Regions from separate parts of the Homo sapiens genome. Here region 2 is linked to region 1. A link is an interaction called in ENCODE POLR2A ChIA-PET data of the cell type or tissue named here. Cell type or tissue: HepG2. All regions are shown on one strand. Each heading gives the region's core, and the rest is flanking DNA. Links, peaks and the distances in the headings are about the cores only. Region 1 overlaps HLMR1 (hepatic lncRNA metabolic regulator 1). Region 2 overlaps PCOLCE2 (procollagen C-endopeptidase enhancer 2).

Region 1 (5,387 bases), core at 98-5,097:
ATTTGCATGTTTTCTGGGATATGAAATTCTCAAGTCCTTATTAAAAAAGGTAATTTGAAAAAGTTGGGATAGGTTTTCCTCAACCCTTAAAATGAAACTTTTGGTTGACACTAGAGCTTTATTGCTGGCAATGACAAGGCATTTGTTTACTAAAAGTAACATTGTTTCACATTTATCTTGCCAAAAATAGATGCTACCTACTCTATAGACAGAACTACTCAATTTTGACCAAGAAGATATCTCAGCATTGTGGGAATAATATTAAATTTGAACAGTACAAAGGTTGCATAATAAGGGGATATGAAAAGAGTCTTCTATACATTTGATGATTAATCAGGCAATAACAAGTGACTCAACTGCTACCTTTATGTCTAGGTTTATAAACTTGACTCTCCCAACTGTGGTATCATGAGTGTCAGATGTTCTTCAACAGCCATTTATTTACTTTATAGATTGTCTGAATTGTATGCCAACTCAAAGATTTAAGATTTTTAAAAATTACCAATAGTTTTTAAAATAAAATTTAATACATAAAAATATTAAAATGAGCCCAAATGGTGAAGACCCAACTTATTATATATGTGTTGACTCTTATTAAAAAGAAAGGGGATAGATGGCCTAGCATAAGTTATCTATATATTCTCTGTTGAGGTCATTGAACAATAGGGTATTCTTGATAAGTAAACATTCAGGCTATGGGTCAATAACAATAGTTAAAACCTATTTCTGGGTAAGCAACACAACTAAGGCAATGAGTGTGTTTGTGATACCAGTTCAAATGAATTTGTTTGATGTTATAAAATGGTTACTAAAATAGTGGTTGCCAAGCCTGGGTTCACAGTACAATTACCTAGGGAGCTTTACAAGACGGCTGATTGCCAGGCTCTATCCTCAGAGATTCTAATTCAGGCAACCTGTTGGGGCTTTGGAACCTGTAGTTAGGTGACTCCAAAGATCAGCCAGTTCAGGGAACCCTTGCAGCAAGATTGTCCAAGTGTTACTAGAAGTAGATTCACCAGGATGCCAAAGAGGCTCAATTTTCAGGGCCTTTCATTTGCATGGGTCTCTTCCAAAGCACCGTATCTAATTTTATATTTGTAATTTTGTATTCCTTTTCTTTTCTTTTCTTTTCTTTTTTTTTTTGAGACAGAGTCTCGCTCTGTCACCCAGACTGGAGTGCAGTGGCACTATCTCGGCTCACTGCAAGCTCAGCCTCCCAGATTCATGCCATTCTCCTGCCTCAGCCTCCTGAGGAGCTGGGACTACAGGTGCCCGCCACCATGCCCAGCTAATTTTTTTGTATTTTTAGTAGAGATGGGGTTTCACCCTGTTTTGCCAGGATGGTCTCGATCTCCTGACCTTGTGATCCACCCACCTTGGCCTCCCAAAGTGCTGGGATTACAGGCGTGAGCCACCATGCCTGGTCTTGCATTCCTTTTCTTAAAGAGGGCCCCCTAATTGTAAAGAGCTCAGTCCCCACAAAACCTGAATCTGCTCCTGGCCATAAAGTATACTGTAGTCAGAAAACTATAACTCCCAGGCAAATCTGGCTCTCTGCCGGCTTTTGTACAGCCCACACACTAAGAATAGTTTTTACATTTTTAAATGGTTAAAAAAAAAGAAGAGTAATACTTTATGACACATGAAATTACTTGACATTCAAATTTCAGCATTCATAAATAAAGTTGTATTGGCTCACAGCCATGCTCACTCATTTATGTATTGTCTATAGCTGCTTTAGTGCTACAATGGCAGAACTGAGTAGTTGCAACAGAGATTGTATGGTCTGAAATGCTTAAAATATTTACTATCTAGGTCTTAACAGAAAAAGTCTGTAGACCCCTGACCCATACCATGAAATAATAACATCTTAGACATGACAGAAAATTGATTTGAAGGGATTGCTTTATTTAACGTGAAAAGCGTGATAGAGGAACTGTTTAAGATAAACAACTTATAAATACTCCCAATTGTAGAAGTGAAAGATTGATTCTATGAAAATCTACAAGTGATTAAATTTAGACATGAATATCAAAGACTTTATAGAGTCATAGCATCTTATCAAAGATCATTTAGCAGAAGTTATGCTTAGTCTGTAGGTTAGAAGCAATGATTAGTGAGACAGATTGGTTTGTGGGATGACTCAGGATAGGATGATTATCAGTAAAAACCTTCCCAGGTAAAAATTACAAGAAAAAGAATAGAGGATAGTTGCAAAAGATTTATGGAATTAGTTTAACCACTAAGCATAAAATAGTACTGCTCTGGGTTGTGAAAAAGTATAGTAAAATGTTGCTAAAGTTATATTTCAAAGTGTAGCTCCCAGAGATGAAACCAGTTAAAGCAATTCTACAAACAAAGCTAAAAACATTTTAACAATAATGATGGGGTGTATTGGGCAAGAACTGTGACAGATCATCGAATTCCGACAGCAAAGCACATTAAAAATATTGATTTAGCTGTCTCTCTTGATAGAAGTATGACAGAAAGTTAGGCAGAGCTGTGAAGGTCACTCTGAAGGTCTGGGACCTCAGAGAGGCAGCAAGGAGCAAAGTCCATCGAAAGACAGTCAGTGTAGCACTGGGGTTGGTGGGAATGCTAACCGGTCATGTTCTGTAGCAGATTTCTCAATCAGGCAAACAGTAGGAGGAACGTTATATCCAAAAGACAAATCGATTAGGAAGTTTGGCCAGTGAACATATTATTAGGATTGGGAGGTCAATGATCAAGGCAGAAGCTCTTAGTCAGTTCACTTTGCAGCTCTCATCATAGGATTGTACAAAAGAGAAGAAAAGATCTTCCTTAACTGACTCAGGGCCAGGTACTTTGAAGATCCAAGTAGTCTGCTACTCCAGCTTCTGCTGGAATCTTGGCTGTTTGGAGGCAATTTGTTCTGTGCCTTTTGGAGAAATCCCCTGTGTTCCAAAGAACACCTGGGAATAATATCTCAACTGTAGTTCAACTTTTCCATTTTCACAAGAGAAGGGACTTGAGAGCTGGACGGTAAGAGAGTCGTTGAGTCCATCTGAAGGATGGCAGACAGAAGGGAAAGAGGAAGGACAGCATCATTTTCAAGCATCTACTATGAACTAGGCACTCTGCATATGTTACTTCATTATTTTCACATCTCCTCAATGTAATTATTATTGATTTCACTTAACATCTGGGGAAACAGGGAGCATAAGTTTCACGCTCACACTCATCCAGTCTCTGACTGAACTAGTGAACTACTGAACTACTGAATTCATGAATGTGAATGCTGAAATGTGAACGCACGTCTGTCTGGCTGCCTGGCCCCAAGTCCTTACTCCTTTCAACTTACCTGGTTGCTCCAGGCAGGCTCTCCAAGAAGACAGAGCAGCAGGAAGAAAAATATGGCATATAAATATGTTTTTCCACTTTCAAGGACCACCAAGACATTTCTTAAATTTATTGGAGTTATAAAAACAAAACTAAATACCCTTCATTAATGAATGATACTATCTCTAAGGTGGAAGGTCACATTACCTATCGCAGTCTTCCTTAAAGTGTCAAATTCGGAATGTAGGAAATGTCCTGTATTAGGTCCCTTTGAGACTTTACACAATTTACCCCAAACTCGCTGTAAAAAATGGTCTCTTTATACGTAGAGTTAAAGTTTCGCCAACTACAGGTTGCCCAGGAGAGGCAAGCAGCCCTCCTGGCCCCTAGTTTCAGCTATGACTAGTTTCTTTTTCACCACAGTCCAATTAGAAATGAGGTCATAGTTGTAAGTCTTCTCTTCCCTGAGGGTTTTTTTGTTTTGTTTTTGTTTTTTATGCAGGCCATTATAGTAACGAGTCACATGGTCTTCCCTTAGGTGATGGTCAGTGGTTAAAAACAGCCAGTAGATCTTCAAAGGAATTATTACAAGTTTAAAAAAAAATCATTTAAAGATCATATGCTACCATTTTGAGGTTCCCTAGTAAATTATTTGATCAATTTACCTTCTATTTCCTCCAAAACTGTGTACTCACATTTTTCAGAGCTTAAAATAGTCACTTTTTTATCCCTTAATCACAAACCACTCAGAAGAGGCTATAAGAAGAAAATACCATCAAGCAATGCTGCCTTAAAGAATTCTGTTTACTCTAAATTTAGTAGATTTCTTTTGCAAACCTAGGCCTAATCTCAGATTAAACAAAACAAATGGTAGCTAAATAGATGTCCTCTTCAAATCTGTTTGCTTTACCACAGACAAACAAGCCAAGGCCTTCCTAATTTGCAGTTCAGAAAGCTCTCTTCCCAATCTAGAAGAGGGAAAAAGAAGACCAAGCACCAATCTAAACAGACATTCCGTAATTATAGGATTTTAGGTTTGGAGTCACTTCACTTAATCTTTGCATGACCCAGAATTCAACTCAGAAGATTAAAAGAACAGCATTTTCAGTTCTATTCATGAAAATTAAGGACTTGACTGGAGTTAATAAAGCTGAGAAAAAAGTATAAGCTGTTAGTCAAAGTAACATAATCCTTACTGCAATGAAAAGTGGAAAAAAATGTAATTGTATGTTATTTCCACTACAATAAGTAATACATTTGTTTACATATTTGGAAAAGAGGACATAATATTCCGAAGGTGAATTATTCTATGTGAGAGAACCATATTAAGATTCCACTGTGGAGCAACCCCAGAAGCTTATCAGATCTAAATAAAAGATTGATGATGATTCTGAGTTTAAAATTTAATGTCTAAGCTACCTGCTAAATTTTACATTACAAGAATGTTGACTGTACTGTAAATCAATAAAATTAATTATGCTCTCTTATAGAATGGATGTTATAAGATAAAAATTATTTACATATTACTGTGCCTTTTCAGGGTGTGTTGTTTACTTCTTTAACTATCATTTGTCAAAATTTTCATTTTGAAGGATTTAATGGATAATATTTAATACACGGTATATTAAAAATGCTATTCTGCTAAAATACCTTTTTTCTATAAATTACACAAAGACATGACCATTTCTACCTATAAACATGGATTTACAAAAACAAAACAAGCTAATAATCTGATATACCCAAATTTAAGGAAATAATTTCCAACTTTTAATTATATTGAAACTGATCCTTTTTCTGTTGAAAGGAAATTCAAGGCAGCTATTATGTGTATGAATAAATGATCAATACAATAATCATAGTTATGAGATCTGTAAGTAAATTGTTAGAGTCTGTTTATCCAATACCTTAGTTACTGTGTAAGTCTTTTCCCAAAGCGAGGCTACCAATTCACAGGGGCTTTATCTTTGTCTAAGCCCATCTCTCAAGTGAATTAAAGGCTTGCGAGAGAAGGCAAATGACCTTTTATGGGTTTGGAATATACTGCGAGGTTAAGACTGAGAAATGCCACTCCAAGGCAAGAGTTGGCA
Region 2 (5,387 bases), core at 105-5,104, 95 kb after region 1:
ATCGGTAGTTCATCTGGATGTTTCAGGACCCAAAATGAATTATCTGTAAATTAACTACACAATTGCCAAATAAATCCTCTATTTTGAACTTCATAGAAACATTCTATACACAGGCATTGAATGCGTCCTACTGTATTATTTGTAAGAAATGATTTTTTTTTTTTTGAGGTGGAGTCTCGCTCTGTCACCCAGGCTGGAGTGCAGTGGCGCGATCTCGGCTCACTGCAAGCTCCGCCTCCCGGGTTCACGCCATTCTCCTGCCTCAGCCTCCCGAGTAGCTGGGACTACAGGCGCCCCCCACCACACCCGGCTAATCTTTTGTATTTTTAGTAGAGACGGGGTTTCACTGTGTTAGCCAGGATGGTCTCGATCTCCTGACCTTGTGATCCGCCCACCTCGGCCTCCCAAAGTGCTGGGATTACAGATGTGAGCCACTGTGCCTGGCCAAGAAATGATATTTTTAAATGTTTCTTTGCTAAGCAATATCTCTAGGTATTAGAATATGCAAATATATGCTAAGGTCCAATCAGGACTGGTATTCATTCTAAGCAATGACTCATCTATTAATAATACTGACCTAATATTTTGCAGCTTTGTTGAGGTAAGTTCTTAAGGAATAAGATTGTGAATCCTGGAGAATTGCAGAATTTGTCAAAAGAAAATAAGTACTTAAATTTTTTAGGAATGCAATATGCTAGAAAACTTCCCTTGGGTTAGTTCAGATATGAGAGAGGAAAAAGCATTATCTTGGATATTATACTTTACACACTTAAGTAAGTGACTAGATGTCAAAGCCTCAGATATTGTTTTCATGACAGTTTTCTAATTGGCGCTTTTCTTGGCAGGTTCCCGAAGGAAAAGTAGTCGTTCTCAATTTCCGATTCATAGACCTCGAGAGTGACAACCTGTGCCGCTATGACTTTGTGGATGTGTACAATGGCCATGCCAATGGCCAGCGCATTGGCCGCTTCTGTGGCACTTTCCGGCCTGGAGCCCTTGTGTCCAGTGGCAACAAGATGATGGTGCAGATGATTTCTGATGCCAACACAGCTGGCAATGGCTTCATGGCCATGTTCTCCGCTGCTGAACCAAACGAAAGAGGTACTGTTTCCACATAATGGCAATAACAACAGTAATGTTGGTTCACTGTTCTTGGCACTTGATGTTTATTTACTCCTTTAAAGCTTAAGAGTGGTTCTCAAAGAGCTAGTGAATGCCATCAAACCATGATGAGACCAATACAAAAAATCAGCCTTTTAATTTAAGTCCACATGCATTCTTGTAAATCAAGTATAGAAATTCATAGAGTAAAAATGTGGAGCTTACATACATAAGCACACATGCAAATATGCAAACACACCCCTTCACCACTCCATAGTCCATTCTCCAGAAATAGCCATGGCCAGTGGTTCCCATACCTTTCTATGTGTGCTTGCTTTTATTTGAGTACTTATACAATAGCTTTTAAAAAATAAAAGTGGAGCCCAGGCATGGTGGCTCATGCCTGTAATCCCAACACTGGGGGACCAAGGGCAGGTGGATCTCTTGAGCTCAGAAATTCAAGACCAGCCTGGGCAAAATGGTGAAACCCCATCTCTACAAAAAATACAAAAATTATCTGGGTGTGGTGGCACACACCTGTTGTCCCAGCTACTTGGGAGGCTGAGGTAGGAGAATCACCTGAGCCCAGGGAGGTCACTGCTGCAGTGACCGTGATCATGCCACTGTGCTGCAGCCTGGGTGTTGTTGAGACCCTGTCTCAAACAACAACAAATATATATATACACACACACAGATATATGAGATATAGTGAGCTCCCAAGCGTAGAAATCTCTACTTTTGAAAGATCACTGCAGTGGGCAATATTTGTATGTTTTCAGCCTTTTACCCAAGAGCAGTCCATAATCTGCTTTTGGATTGGACTGTAGTGCAACATTTTTACTTGAAAGGTCAGAGGACAGAATCTGGGGCTGAAAGAGCAGCCAGAATGTTGGGGAGGAAATCCAGGCAGGGAGTTACAGAATTGAGGCACAAAATATTCGTATAAAATCTACTGAAATCTTTGTCTGACAGCTAAACTCTACATATGTGGAGGAGAGCCCAGTTGGCCTGGCACAAAAGCATCAGCTGAAAAATGAAAGAACTGAAAAGAGATTACAGCTGCTGCCTGCTGCCAGGGAAACAGACTTTAAGTTTGAGTCTAGCCAAGTTAAATGCCTGCTAGAACAAAATTATTTTTATCAGAACACAACAGAATCTAGAGTATAATGTATCATGCATAATGTCCAGTCTGTAGTTATGTAATGAAACAGGAAAAGTGTGTCCCTATTCAAGGACAAAAGCAGTCAATAAGAACTGATCTCAAGGTAACTCACATGTTGCAATTAGCAAACAAGTACTTTAAAGCTGCTATTACATGTTTGTTTCAGGATTTATAAAGGGAAATATGTGCATAATAAATAAACAAATTGAGAATCTCAGAAGAGAAACAGGAACTATTAAAAAATAAATTAATAATTCTAGAGATAAAAGAAACAGGATCTGAAATTTTAAAATTTACCTATTGTACTCACAGGTAGATGGGAGATGGCAGAAAAAAAGAGTCAGTGAACTTAAATAGAAATTACTCAATCTGAAGAAAAAGGAGGAAAAAGATTGAAGAAAAAGAGCTCGAGAAACCAGTGAGACAATATCAAGTGGTCTAACATCTGTAATTTTTGTCCCAGAAAGTGATAATAAAGTGAAAAAATATTTAAAGATATTATGACTTGACTCTGCTCAAATACAGTGAAAAATATCAACTCACAGAGTCAAGAGGGGCTGAGCGTAGTGGCTCATGCCTGTAATCCCAGCACTTTGGGAGGCCAAGGCAGGCAGATCACCTGAGATCAGGAGTTCAAGACCAGCCTGGCCAACATGGTGACACCCCGTCTCTGCTAAAAATACAAAAAAATTAGCCAGGCATGGTGGTGCACTCATGTAATCCCAGCTACTCGGGAGGCCGAGGCAGGAGAATCGCTTGAACCTGCAGGCAGAGGTTGCAGGGAGCCGAGATTGCGCCACTGCCCTCCAACCTGGGCAACAGAGCGAGATTCCATCTAAAAAATAAATAATGAAAATAAGAAAAATAGAGTCAAGAGGGTCAACAAACTCCACAGGACAAATAAAAATGAAGCACCCCCATGCACATTATAATTAAATTACAGAAATTTAAAGACAGAGAAAATCTTGAAATCAATCAGATGAAACTAAATTCCATACAGAAGAAGAGTGATAAGAATGATGGCTTCCATTTCCTCAGAAACACTGGAAGCCAGAAGGCAGTGTCATAGTATTTTTTTTGAGACTGAGTTTCACTCTTGTTGACCAGGCTGGAGTGCAGTGGTGCTATCTCGGCCCACTGCAACCTCCACCTCCCAGGTTCAAGCGATTTTTGTGCCTCAACCTCTCAAGCAGCTGGGATTACAGGCATGCGCCACCATGCCTGGCTAATTTTTCTATTTTTAGTAGAGACGGTGTTTCACCATGTTGGCCAGGCTGGTTTCGAACTCCTGACCTCAGGTTGATCTGCCCACCTCGGCCTCCCAAAGTGTTAGGATTACAGGTGTGAGCCACCGCCCCTGGCCTGTCACAGTATTTTTAAAGCGCTGGAATAAAACTGTCAACCTCTATTCTATAGCCAGCCTTCAAGAATGTAAGTAAAATGAAGACATTTTCAGATAAACACTAAAAATCTCTGAAAGGCATTTTTATACTTACACTGGTAGAAATATTGAAGAGAATTCCTCAGGTTGAGGTAAATGACCTTGTAAAATGAAAGTAACAGAAGGAATGAAGGTCATTGGAAATAGTAAATATAAAAGGGTATATGTTATTTTCTTTTCTTCTCTTAATTTCTTTACATGTATCTGTTCAAAACAAAAAAACCTTAGCACTGTGTTGTGGAATATATAGTGTATGATGTAATATGTTTGACAACCAAAGGATGGACACATAAATGTAATTACACTGTTGCACATACATATACAACACGTGAAGTACAATATTAACTCTAAGTAAATTTTGATAACTTAAACATGCATATTATAATCCCTAGAGAACCCATTAAAAATGCAGGAGTTATCACTAAAAGCCAAAAGATTAAAATAGAATACTAAAATTATCCAACTAACCCAAAGAAGGCTATAAGGAAAAACAGATGGAATAAAAGAAAGGTAAAGCAAATAGAAAAAAGTAGTAAATGGCACATTAAATCCAAGAAGATCAATAAATATATTAAATGTAAATTATTAAATACTCTGATTAGAAGACAGTTATTGTTAGAATGGATTGAAAAGCCAGACCCAACTATATGTTGTCTACAAGAAAGCACTTGAAATACAAAGACCAAGTTGGTTGAAAGTAAAAGGAAAAATACAAAACTTCATTAAAATTAAAACTAATACTTATAAAAAGACATGGTTACAAATACAAATAGCCTACAGAAGGGGAGAAAATATTCACAAAAATGTCTGGTGAAGAACTTGTATTCAGAATATACAAAGAACTCATACAACTCAACGATAAAAAGGTAAAGATTCCAGTAAGTATAAAAATTGGCAAAACACTTGGACACTTCACAGAGGAAAATATGAATGGCCAATAAGTGCATGAAAAACTACTCAGTATCTCTCATTAGTCATCAGGGAAATGCAAATTAAAATTACAGTGAGATGCCATTACTTACCCACCATGTTGGCTAGAAAAACTGACACCACCAAGTGGTAGCAAAGATGTAAAGCAACCGAAGTGTTCATACTCGAGAGAGGTGTAAAACCACTTGGAGAAAAGTTCCAGTAGTTTTTTATGAAGTTAAATATTTACATCGACTCTTGGCCCAGCAGTTGCAGTCCTGGGTATTTATATAAGAGAAATGAAGATACATGTACAAACAAATGTGTACAAAACTGTTCATAGCAGCTTCATTCACAATAGTCCAGACTAGAAACCACCCATCAGCAGGAGAATGGGTAAACAAATTTATATGGAGCTCTAAAATTAAACTCATCTAATGGGAAGTTTTTCAGAAAAGTAGTGTAGAGAACTGGCAGGATGGGAAGAGATGCACAAATTTAGTGGGAAATGGATTCTATATCATCATAGGAGTGTGGTTTACACAGGTATATCCATTTTTCAGATTTGTACAGCTAAGATTTGTGCATTTCAGAGTATGTGAATTTCTCTCCCCAAAACCTGTAAAATAATAATAATAAAAACAATGAAGCAGGTCGTGGGGATTGGGTGGCAATATAGATAGAATAATAGAATGATGACTATTATTGTAACTGGGTAATGGATATGTAGGAGGTCATTATATTATTCTACTTACTTTGTATATACTTGAAATT

What was found. ChIA-PET counts read pairs that join two places held together with the same protein. Peaks named below come from ENCODE experiments on the same cell type or tissue, not always from the same donor. Only the 100,000 strongest peaks of a DNase experiment are listed, where the experiment ranks them.
Region 2: POLR2A ChIA-PET joins it to region 1 with 5 read pairs; 2 of 35 experiments call an interaction of 5 or more read pairs at or near these places.

Annotation. Positions count from the first base shown.
Region 1 is chr3:142,939,037-142,944,423 of GRCh38, reverse strand. It overlaps HLMR1 (hepatic lncRNA metabolic regulator 1), which reads right to left. Exons shown (of 5, transcript NR_038455.1): 5 at 1,888-3,025. Among named protein-coding and RNA genes, the nearest start is that of HLMR1, 15 kb to the right of the region's middle. In HepG2, for the core only: no CTCF peak of the experiment used is centred there; DNase peaks (open chromatin) are centred at 2,563 and 4,213.
Region 2 is chr3:142,843,931-142,849,317 of GRCh38, reverse strand. It overlaps PCOLCE2 (procollagen C-endopeptidase enhancer 2), which reads left to right. Exons shown (of 9, transcript NM_013363.4): 3 at 846-1,101. Among named protein-coding and RNA genes, the nearest start is that of PCOLCE2, 42 kb to the left of the region's middle. In HepG2, for the core only: a CTCF peak has its summit at 4,761; a DNase peak (open chromatin) is centred at 2,347.